Linked DNA regions of Mus musculus: region 1 is linked to region 2. Evidence: chromatin contacts called from ENCODE Hi-C or POLR2A ChIA-PET data. All regions are on one chromosome and are shown on one strand. Each heading gives the region's core, a stretch centred on a gene start or an enhancer-like site at or near the end of the contact. The rest is flanking DNA. Distances are from core to core; before and after follow the strand shown. Region 1 holds the start of B230217O12Rik (RIKEN cDNA B230217O12 gene). Region 2 overlaps Ablim1 (actin-binding LIM protein 1).

Region 1 (4,325 bases), core at 1,097-3,596, 280 kb after region 2:
TCCAGCTCCTAAAGGTTCTACAACGTCCCCGAACAGCGCCACCAGGTGGAACCAAGTGCTCAAACAGCAGTCCACAAGGAACGTTTCAAACCACGCTTTCGGTCTCTAACTCGGGACAAGTTCTTGGAATTGATACCTTTTTTTCATCCCTGCCTTTCTTCACTGGTGCATCACATTAACCCCTCAGCTGCCCTTCTAGCTCTGCTGCCATCTCTTCTCCTGACCAATGTGTTCTTGGGGTTTATAGAGGCAGAATTCGTTTACTCTCAGTTCATCAGGCCTTGTGAGGGGAACGGTGCTACATTTTTTTCCCCCCACATCCTTCTACTGCACCAGAAACCGTCAAACGCTGAAAATATGTATCATCTAGCCGTTCCCGTTTTTCTTGGCTCCTGCCCACTTGGGTGTCAGTTCTCCAGTCTCCCTGTGTTTGGATGTGTGTACGCTTCTTCCAAGTTCACACGTGTGCACATGCCCACAAAAGTCAGACGAGGGTGTTGGTCCCTCTGGAACCAACTGGAGTTGCAGGAGGTTGTGAGCCACCGGGCACAGGTGCCGGGAACTGAACTTGGTACCTTGGAAGAGCGGCAAACGTTCTTAGCCACAAAACAATACTCCAGTCCCGTTTTTATAAAGAACTAAATTTATTATGGGCTTAATAGAATAAATACAGGAGGTTCCAATTGAGGTACTTCAGGCACCTAGGGTGTTTTCAAGGGTAAAGGGAGCCTCCTCTTGGGTTTCCTCAAAGCAGTGGTTGAGGTGAGTCCAACTGCATCAACAACTGCATCCAAGCACTAGGCAGGCTATACATTAGTGCCTCCTCCAGCATTCGGAACGGGAGTAGGAAATCTATCTACTGGCTATACATTAGTGCCTCCTCCAGCATTCGGAACGGGAGTAGGAAATCTACCTACTGGCTTTACATTAGTGCCTCTCCCAGCATTCGGAACGGGAGTAGGAAATCTACCTACTGGCTCAGTTACAGTTCTAGCTAACTTGTGCGTCTTAGAAATTAGGGACCAGGCAGATAAATCATTGAGTATTGATATTAACCCATAGCCAAACATATATTTTATTGTGCTTATAATAAGTATGCAAAGTTAAATATCCATCACACACAACTTGTAGCCCGCCTAAACATCACTCCCTACACAAGTTGTGGCTGCAGGACATTGTGAAAATACAAACTGCCATGTAATTAGCCAGGAAAATTATTATGGTTGATAAACTGACCAAACCTCATAAGTAGTATGAATAATAACAACAAACATTGTGTGCTCTAGGATGGAGCAGGAACAAGGACCTTGAACGTGGCAAGGAACACAGCTCAATGTCCAACAAATAACAGAGGATGTTGCCAGCGTTTTAGTTTACAGAAAGCAAGGCTATGCTTACCTGCTTTTGAGCATAGCAGAAGCAAACAACCAAAGCATGAGAAAGACTCGAGTCTCCCCTTACCTTCTCTCTTGGTTTCCTCTCCTCTTGTGTTGTTACTAATGTTATAACAAGGAGGAGAGCCTGTGATCCCCGGCTTTCTTCACTGCTACATTGGTAACCTCACGGCCCAGAATGGCAGAGCTGGATCCAAACAGGCTTCTCAACCCTGCTCAGAGTTGCGGCGCCCTCTTCTGCCCTCTGCTCAACGAATTATACTATCAATAGGTATTTTTCATCCATGTTAATGAGAAATCTACTTCACCCTAATGCAGAACTCCCCGATCCTTTTCGTGAAATGCTAATACCAGCTTGAAACAAAGTTCTTCAGATTTTCAGAAGTTGCATCAACCATCTTAAAATGGTCAGTGTTTCCTCTACGCCTTGTTTAATACACATTTGCATAGTGTTTTAGGAAGCCTCCAGCCCAGGGCTCATTAACTTGAGGCTTCACTCATCGGTGTTAGGCATCCTGAATATTATTTCCTTTTCCAGAAACACACTGAAACCTTGTAGGCCACCATCCTGCGTTATTTAACCGAACCCTCATCCCACGTGTCCATTTGGCATTTCCGGGTTTTGATAAGGATAAGCTATTTTAGTCTAGCGGGATCTTCCCACCTGCATTGGATGCGGTCGAATCCCTAGCACGTGGACCCGCTGTCCGTTTTTTGCGTTCGGGATGCTGGTATTTTCCCAGCGGCCTTCCAGTCTTGCCCTACGTATGGTACGCAAGCGCAGCGTCAACACGTCGCTGCCAAATCCTCACACTGCTCTCTGGTCACCGAGAGACGAGTGCCAGCACCGCCGGGTGCGCCACGCCAGGCCCGCCCTCCCTCCTGGCCTCAGCCTTTCAGCGCCCCGCCGACCCCGCCCGCCCTGCTCTCCCCATCGGCCCCGCCCTCAAGTCGGCCCCGCCCTCCCTGCTGGCCCCGCCCTCCCCGCCCTGGCCTCTGCGCGCCCCGCCCCGCGTCCAGCGACGCCGGCAGCGGAGACCTGGGCTTCCCCGGGCCGCATCAGCGTCCCCTGCAGGCCGCGGCGGGCACGGCAGCCGGAAGAGCCCGAGCTCCTGCCACCGTGTCCGCGTCGCCGCCGCTGAGCTCCGCGGTGCCCCGATTGCAGCCGAACGACCTCGGAGCCGCCCGCCGCGGCCCCGCGTCCTCCGATCAGAGCCGCCGCGCCTCCCGCCCGGCCTCCGCCCTCCGCTCCCCGCCCGGGCCCGCCCGCACCGGCCTTCACTCTGGAGCGGCCCGGGCAGCCGCAGCAGGGGCGGCGGCGGCGCATCGAGGAGCTCTCCAGGTCGTCCCGGGAGAAGCTGCTGCAGTCCCGGGACAGGATGTTCTCCAAGCTTACGTCCATCCTGCAGCATGCCGTGGAGGCGGTGAGTCCGATTGGGGTGCGGGGGGCTGCGAGGCGCGGGGAGGGAGGCTGCGGCGAGGCCTGGGCACCCCCGGGGCCTCTGCTCTCCAGCCGGGGACCGGGCGGCTCCCGAGGCCTCCTGGCCGTTAACCTCCGGGGCTACGTGGCCAGCGCCGCGCAAGACAAAAGAACGGCGGTGCTGGTGGGCAGGGCTTGCTTTTGCTTTGGTACGGGTGAGAGAGGAGCGGCGGGGACCCTGGGGCCCGGTCCACACCGGTACCGGCTCTGCCAGCTCGGGCCCAGCGGCCCACCTCGGCCGGACCTCGGTGATCGATCTGCGGGAGTTTGCGGGTCCGCGATCGCCCAGCTCACACCATCTGTTTCCCTTTTCTTGTCTGTAATGCGCTTCCTGGAGGCTCTTGGCGCAGCCTGCAACCGCTGTACTGTGAGCCTGGTCCTAAACAGCACCGGGGGGACAGAACTCAAACCGCCAAACGTACAGCACCCAAAAACCTAGGAAGAGAATGCTTTTCTTGTCGGTGCTAAACGCGACCCTTTGCTTTATTTTACTAGCTAATTTTGGACTGAGTATCATCCTATGTGAAGAAAGTTACTGTGTTTTTTTTTTTTTAATGGCATTTTCTTTGCATATTGAGAATGGCCTAATAGTAGCACTTTCAAATTCACATGACTTTCTAAAGAAAAGTAAAAAGATGACAAAATACCACGGTGGTTTTTAGGGTCAGCTAAGAAAATTAGAGTTGTGAGTTTCAGATATGGAGACAAAATTTTAACACAATTGCTTTTTACATACTTCGTGGAATTTGGGTTTCGCTTGGTGGCACATCAAACAAGAAAGAAATGGGGTTGCCTGAGGAGCAGTGTTGACACATGGGGTAGAGAACTGCACTCTAAGATGCCAATTCTACTTTTCTTGCTTAATATGGAGTCAGTGTGCAACAGCATTGGTAAAATAATTTTTAAAACTTTTAACAACACTTATATTGATATTTTGTATTATACTTCAGACTATAAAGAGTCATCAAACTTTTAAAGTTCAACATTGCTTGATATAATGATAACTAAAAGATAACTATGAATAAATTATATGGATGAAACCCTGGGGCCTGCCGTGTTCTAGATAAAAACACTCCCACTGGATTTTATTTTATTTATTTATTTATTTATTTATTTATTTTTGAGATAGAGAATTGCCCAGTGCCCCAAGGTGGCCTTGAACTCATTGAGCTCTGCTCAGACTGGCCTCGAACTTCTACCTTAGCCTCTGGAGTACTTAAATTCTAGGCATGTCTCTAAGCCTGGCTAGGATTTTTGGTTTATAGACTCAGTTTGGTCCCAAGGCCTGTGTTTTCTGTTTTGGTACTCTTTTTTTTATAATTACGTGTATCATTAGCATCTATCAAATTACCTGCGTGAGCCTCTGGCTCTGTAGTATCCAGTTTCCCCATCCTGCCGTGAGGAGGGAGGAGCTCACTATGTTCACCCAGTCCCAGGAATAAATGTCTGGC
Region 2 (4,519 bases), core at 724-3,223:
GGGTGTGAGGATCACTTGTGGGGTGAGGAAAGCCGCTACCTTCTACAGGAGCTGAGAAAGTTAGAAGATAAAAGCAGCCTAGGGAGGGGTCGGGGAGGGAGATCAGGGGAAGCAATGGAAGCCTGGGCCTAGGACAGCCGCTTTAAGCCACACAGCGCCAACCTGCAGAGCTGGGGACCGTCCTGTGCGACGAATCAGACTTTTGGGGTAAAAGAAATCGGATGAAGAGCGCGGGATGTTTGGTGGCTGCCATGAAACATGAGAGAAAGGAAGAATGAATTTTAAAATAGCCTCATTCAGAAATACTATGAAGAATACATAAAAGGACTGAAGGAAAATGGTAACTAGCATTAAGTAAATAGCAACTGACGGACATGTGTGCAGCTTCAGGGGTCAATCTGGGGCCCTATGAAGTGAATATCAACTGGTCTCCAAATCACAGCATATTTATCTACTATATTCTTATCTATATCCTGACCCCCTCACTGAGTCCTTTGCAATTATTTTGACACTGTTGTGCTTATGGCACAAGGACAAGATGCCCCAGGAGGGACCCAAAGACCATCATTACAAACGCCCTGTGAGTGAGTTCTTAAATATCAAGAACATGGCTCACTCTGGCATTGCTCAGAGTCTTCAAACATTTTCATTTTGCTATGGAAACTGCTCTAATTTGACATGTGATTAAAAGGCCAGGAAATCTTGGCTCAAGAAGTGTGCGTAGACACACCCTTCAGGCACTCCAGATTAATTCCTCTGTTGAAAATGTACCCCACTCTAAGCCTCACCAGCATCAGCCTATACCCCAACTCTGGGCCGGAGCCACTTCCCTCAGGTGAGGCCAGCCCCTTCCTATGGATGATGGTGACTTCGAGCCAGCCTGCCTCCCAGGGAGGGCATCACGGAGAGAAAAGCACTGCAATTTTCTGCAAAGCTTACGGAAGGGACAAAACAAAGGAAGACCATTCCTCTTGGCCAGAGCCAGTGAAATCTTTTATTCATTTTTTTCCATAAGCTTCCCTAGAGAGTTCCGTGGAGATGTGTTCAAGGGTTTGCTTTGTTTTCTGATCATTTTAGGGAGAGGCTCTGCAAACTGCAGCTATCCTTACAGAGAAAATATGCCTGGCCCATTCCGTCTGGCCTCATTAACATTCCTCTCCATTCCGCACAAAGACTTCATCAGGGATGAAGTTTTTTGAAAAAGGGGGGGTGGGGGATGCGGGATTCTTTCGAAAACAAAAGCCACCCTGTAGAGGTGGGATGGATGGATGCCTGGCTCCTTGGGTGGTTTTTGGGCAGGAGCCCCAGTGCAGTTTTATATCCCTGGAACAAAGTGTCCACAGGCACCAGTGCCAACGCTCTGGGAAGGTAGCCTGTTGCTTGAATACCCGTGCTTCCTCCAAATTCCAAGCTCAGTCTACCTGGTGGATGAATGGACTTAGGGGGCCATTAGTTATTAGCTGTGTGTGCGTGTGTGTGTGCGTGTGTGTGTGTGTGTGTGTGTGTGTATACTGAAGCTGCATGTCAGAAGCAGGGAAAACCGTTCCGATATCGGCAGGCACATCCCTCTGCTTTCCCCTGGCCCTCAATTATTCCGAGATTTTCTCTTTCCTCTACGTAAAGCCTGCCGCTAATAACAAAATACAAAGTAAAGGCTCCCGTGCATGCATGTATGCCAGTGATGAGAGTCAAAAGGAGATAAGAAAACAGGGCCTACAAGTCCAGAGGGGGCAGCGAAGGGACCTGAAAAATCCACTAACTGTTCCTTTGATGGGCGCCGCCTAAGGGTAGGCCCAGGGGGTTCATGAGTCTTGAGTCCAGCTCAAAAATAAATCTAAACCATTCTTTCCTTGGGACAGCAAGAAGATTAAAGTCAGACTCCATTTTCCTTCCCCTGGGACTCTTAACAGAGGGGCTGGGATCAAGCCTGATTATCACTGTGAGGAAAAGTCAGCCCTGCGTGAAAATCTGGACCAAGGCCAGGCTCTAGGTTAGAGTCTGGGCTTTACAACTCCGGAAGTGGAACTCTGCCCTCTAGGACGGCTCTGAGGACTGACCAATCATAGAGCTGATGGCAGCATTATCCTTGCCATAAGCATAAGGTTTTATGCCTGAGTGACTTGTATCCTTTGGAGCTAGAGGCTGCTCTTTTGAATTTGGATTTCAGAAATGAGCAAAACACACCAGAGCTAAGCAATAGTTACAGAGTCTGGGGCAAAACAGTGCATGGTGGTTTAAGCCAAGAGGGTTACCATGGCTACTTGATGAATCATTTTCCCCTAGCTGTACGACTTTTGGGTACTTTCCTAAGTCACTGACTGCCAAGATAAGGCCAACAGAGTCCAACACAAGCTTAAGAACAACAATAGAACATATTTATGGTGGGAGGGAACCCTCTTAGTTGGCCATTTGGACTTTGGCCTCAGGTTTTCTATAAAGGAAAAAAAAAAAAAAAAAAAAAAAAAAAAAAAGAGCCCATGAGAAGCACTTCCCCAAAGCCCAGGAACTAGTGAGCACACAGTGGTGACCTCCAGAGCATCCCATTCTGACCCCTTCCTTACCCGCAGCTTCTCCTCTGTCTTAGTGGACTGCTTACAGTCGGGATGCCACACGGTAGAACCTGGAAAGACAGAATGAACTGTGGGAATAGAGGAAATGGAAAGAAGGCACAGTCCTGTTAAGCAGACTTTCCACAGACCCCTCCCTCCCCAGCACAGGGTCCCACATGTGACCTCTGACCGTGAAGTCAACTCTACCCTTTGAGTGAGTTCTGAACTTGCTGTACACAGGGCACAATGGAGGGCCACAGAATGGAGTCTGAGAGCAGCCTCACACAAGAGATGTTTCCCTTTTAATAGGGTTACATTGTCTTTCTTTTTAAAACATAAATCATTGTTCTTTAAAAAGTAACACCTGAGACCTGAGTCCTTACTACTGGTTCTACTTGATCTTAGAATTAAAGCCATGTTTACATAAGTAACCATCAAAACACCCAAGCCACTTAATGAAGAGAAGTAGAGTCAAACTCAATGGCCCAGGTCCAGGTGTAAAACCTACTGAAGCTTTCATTTTTTTTTTTTTTTTAGGATTATTTATTTTATTTTATATATGTGAGTACACTGTCGCTGTCTTCAGACACACCAGAAGAGGGCATCCGATTCTTTTGCAGATGATTGTAAGCCACTATGTGGTTGCTAGGAATCGAACTTGGGACCTCTGGAAGAGCAAATAGTGCTCTTAACCACTGAGGCGCCTCTCACCCCTCATTCTTCTATTTCTATAGTTGCCCACACTTAGAGGAGAAATCAGATCAACTGGCAACGTTGTTAAACTTAGTTTATAAATCTTTCAACTTTTTAATTAAGTAACAGGAACAAAATCCTTTGGCTTCAATGAGTCAAGTAATGACCGAGGTGGATTTTCTGTTCCTGCTTCTAAGATCTCCCTTTCTCAGACTTCGAAGAACCTTCATGGGTGACACAGGTATCAAAGAATTAAAAAGCTGGAAGTCTCTCTTATGCTCTTACTCTCCTACTCTCACCCTCTCTGTCCCTTCTTCTCTTCCCTATTCCCCTCTCCCCTCTCTCTCTACATGTTCCTGGCTGGCCTCTCCTCTCCCCTCTCTACTCTGTCCACTCCCCTTCCCCCTCCCCCAACCTGTCCCCTGTCCCCTCTCCCTCTCTCTGCCTTTCTCTATCTCTACTCCATCCTCAATTCCCCTCCCCATGCCCTAAATAAACTCTGTTCCATTTTTTAAAAAAGCTTAAAGTCCTTATCTTGAAACTTCAGCCCCTGTGCTATGATTGTGTAAGACTGGATGCATACATAACAGGTATCATATACATGTACGACCACAGGAAAGGATGATATGTCAATTCTGTGTCCACACATGTATTTCTTCAGACATGGAGGGTCTGAAGAACACAGATCACTTGGAAAGACTCAAACTAGTGAAATTACTGGCTCGTTAGTGACTGGCACCTCAGAGTCTCAGAAGCCACACCAGTCTTTGTATCTGTACAGCATCTTCTCAACTTTGACTCCCAAGCAGCAACCTCTGTATACCAGAAGTCGCCAAATTAACTCATGAATAATATTTTCTGCTGAGCTAAAATACTATCAAAGACAAGGAAATATATTCTACAGCAGAATAATATTTCAATCTCTATCGAATAATCATTTCTACTTCGCATCATTGACACAGAAGAGGAGGAGAAGGGGGGGTGGGGAGAAGAAGGAGAAAGGGGGTAGGTCAAACAAAAACCAGACAGACATGCAGGTCCCTTCAATATTAACATCGGCTCACACTCTAACTATAAAGCACAGGAAATCTCTAAATGTGGATATGGAGAACCAAAGGGTCATGGGCAGGTCAGGAGAAGCATTCTCTGGGAGGTTCTACTAAGCAGAAGGCACCAGACAGGACACAGTCCACACTCAATGTCAGCATTGTTCTCCAAAGGTCAAACACACTGGGAATGTGACCTGTGACCCCAGAGAGCATCAGATGCTGAGGGAA

What was found. A loop is a pair of places that touch in the nucleus more often than their neighbours do. ChIA-PET counts read pairs that join two places held with the same protein, here RNA polymerase II (POLR2A).
Region 1: a map of T-helper 1 cell shows a loop between it and region 2 (3-fold over the local background). The contact joins the promoter of B230217O12Rik here to the enhancer-like site in region 2. A Hi-C loop is called at or near these places in 1 of 37 maps with a recorded cell type or tissue (T-helper 1 cell). POLR2A ChIA-PET finds 5 or more read pairs at or near these places in 1 of 5 experiments (Patski).

What each region holds. Positions count from the first base shown.
Region 1 is chr19:57,358,553-57,362,877 of GRCm38, forward strand. B230217O12Rik (RIKEN cDNA B230217O12 gene) reads right to left here and starts at 2,347. Exons shown (of 3, transcript NR_040316.1): 1 at 1,462-2,347. It overlaps Fam160b1 (family with sequence similarity 160, member B1), which reads left to right and starts at 2,457. Exons shown (of 17, transcript NM_145505.4): 1 at 2,457-2,818. The coding sequence starts at 2,774.
Region 2 is chr19:57,077,252-57,081,770 of GRCm38, forward strand. It overlaps Ablim1 (actin-binding LIM protein 1), which reads right to left. Exons shown (of 26, transcript NM_178688.4): 8 at 2,562-2,620; 9 at 163-246. Among named protein-coding and RNA genes, the nearest start is that of Afap1l2, 71 kb to the left of the region's middle. Within about 2 kb of position 1,974, at least 2 of the 3 ENCODE cell types and tissues checked have a DNase peak (open chromatin) inside an H3K27ac peak, as active enhancers do.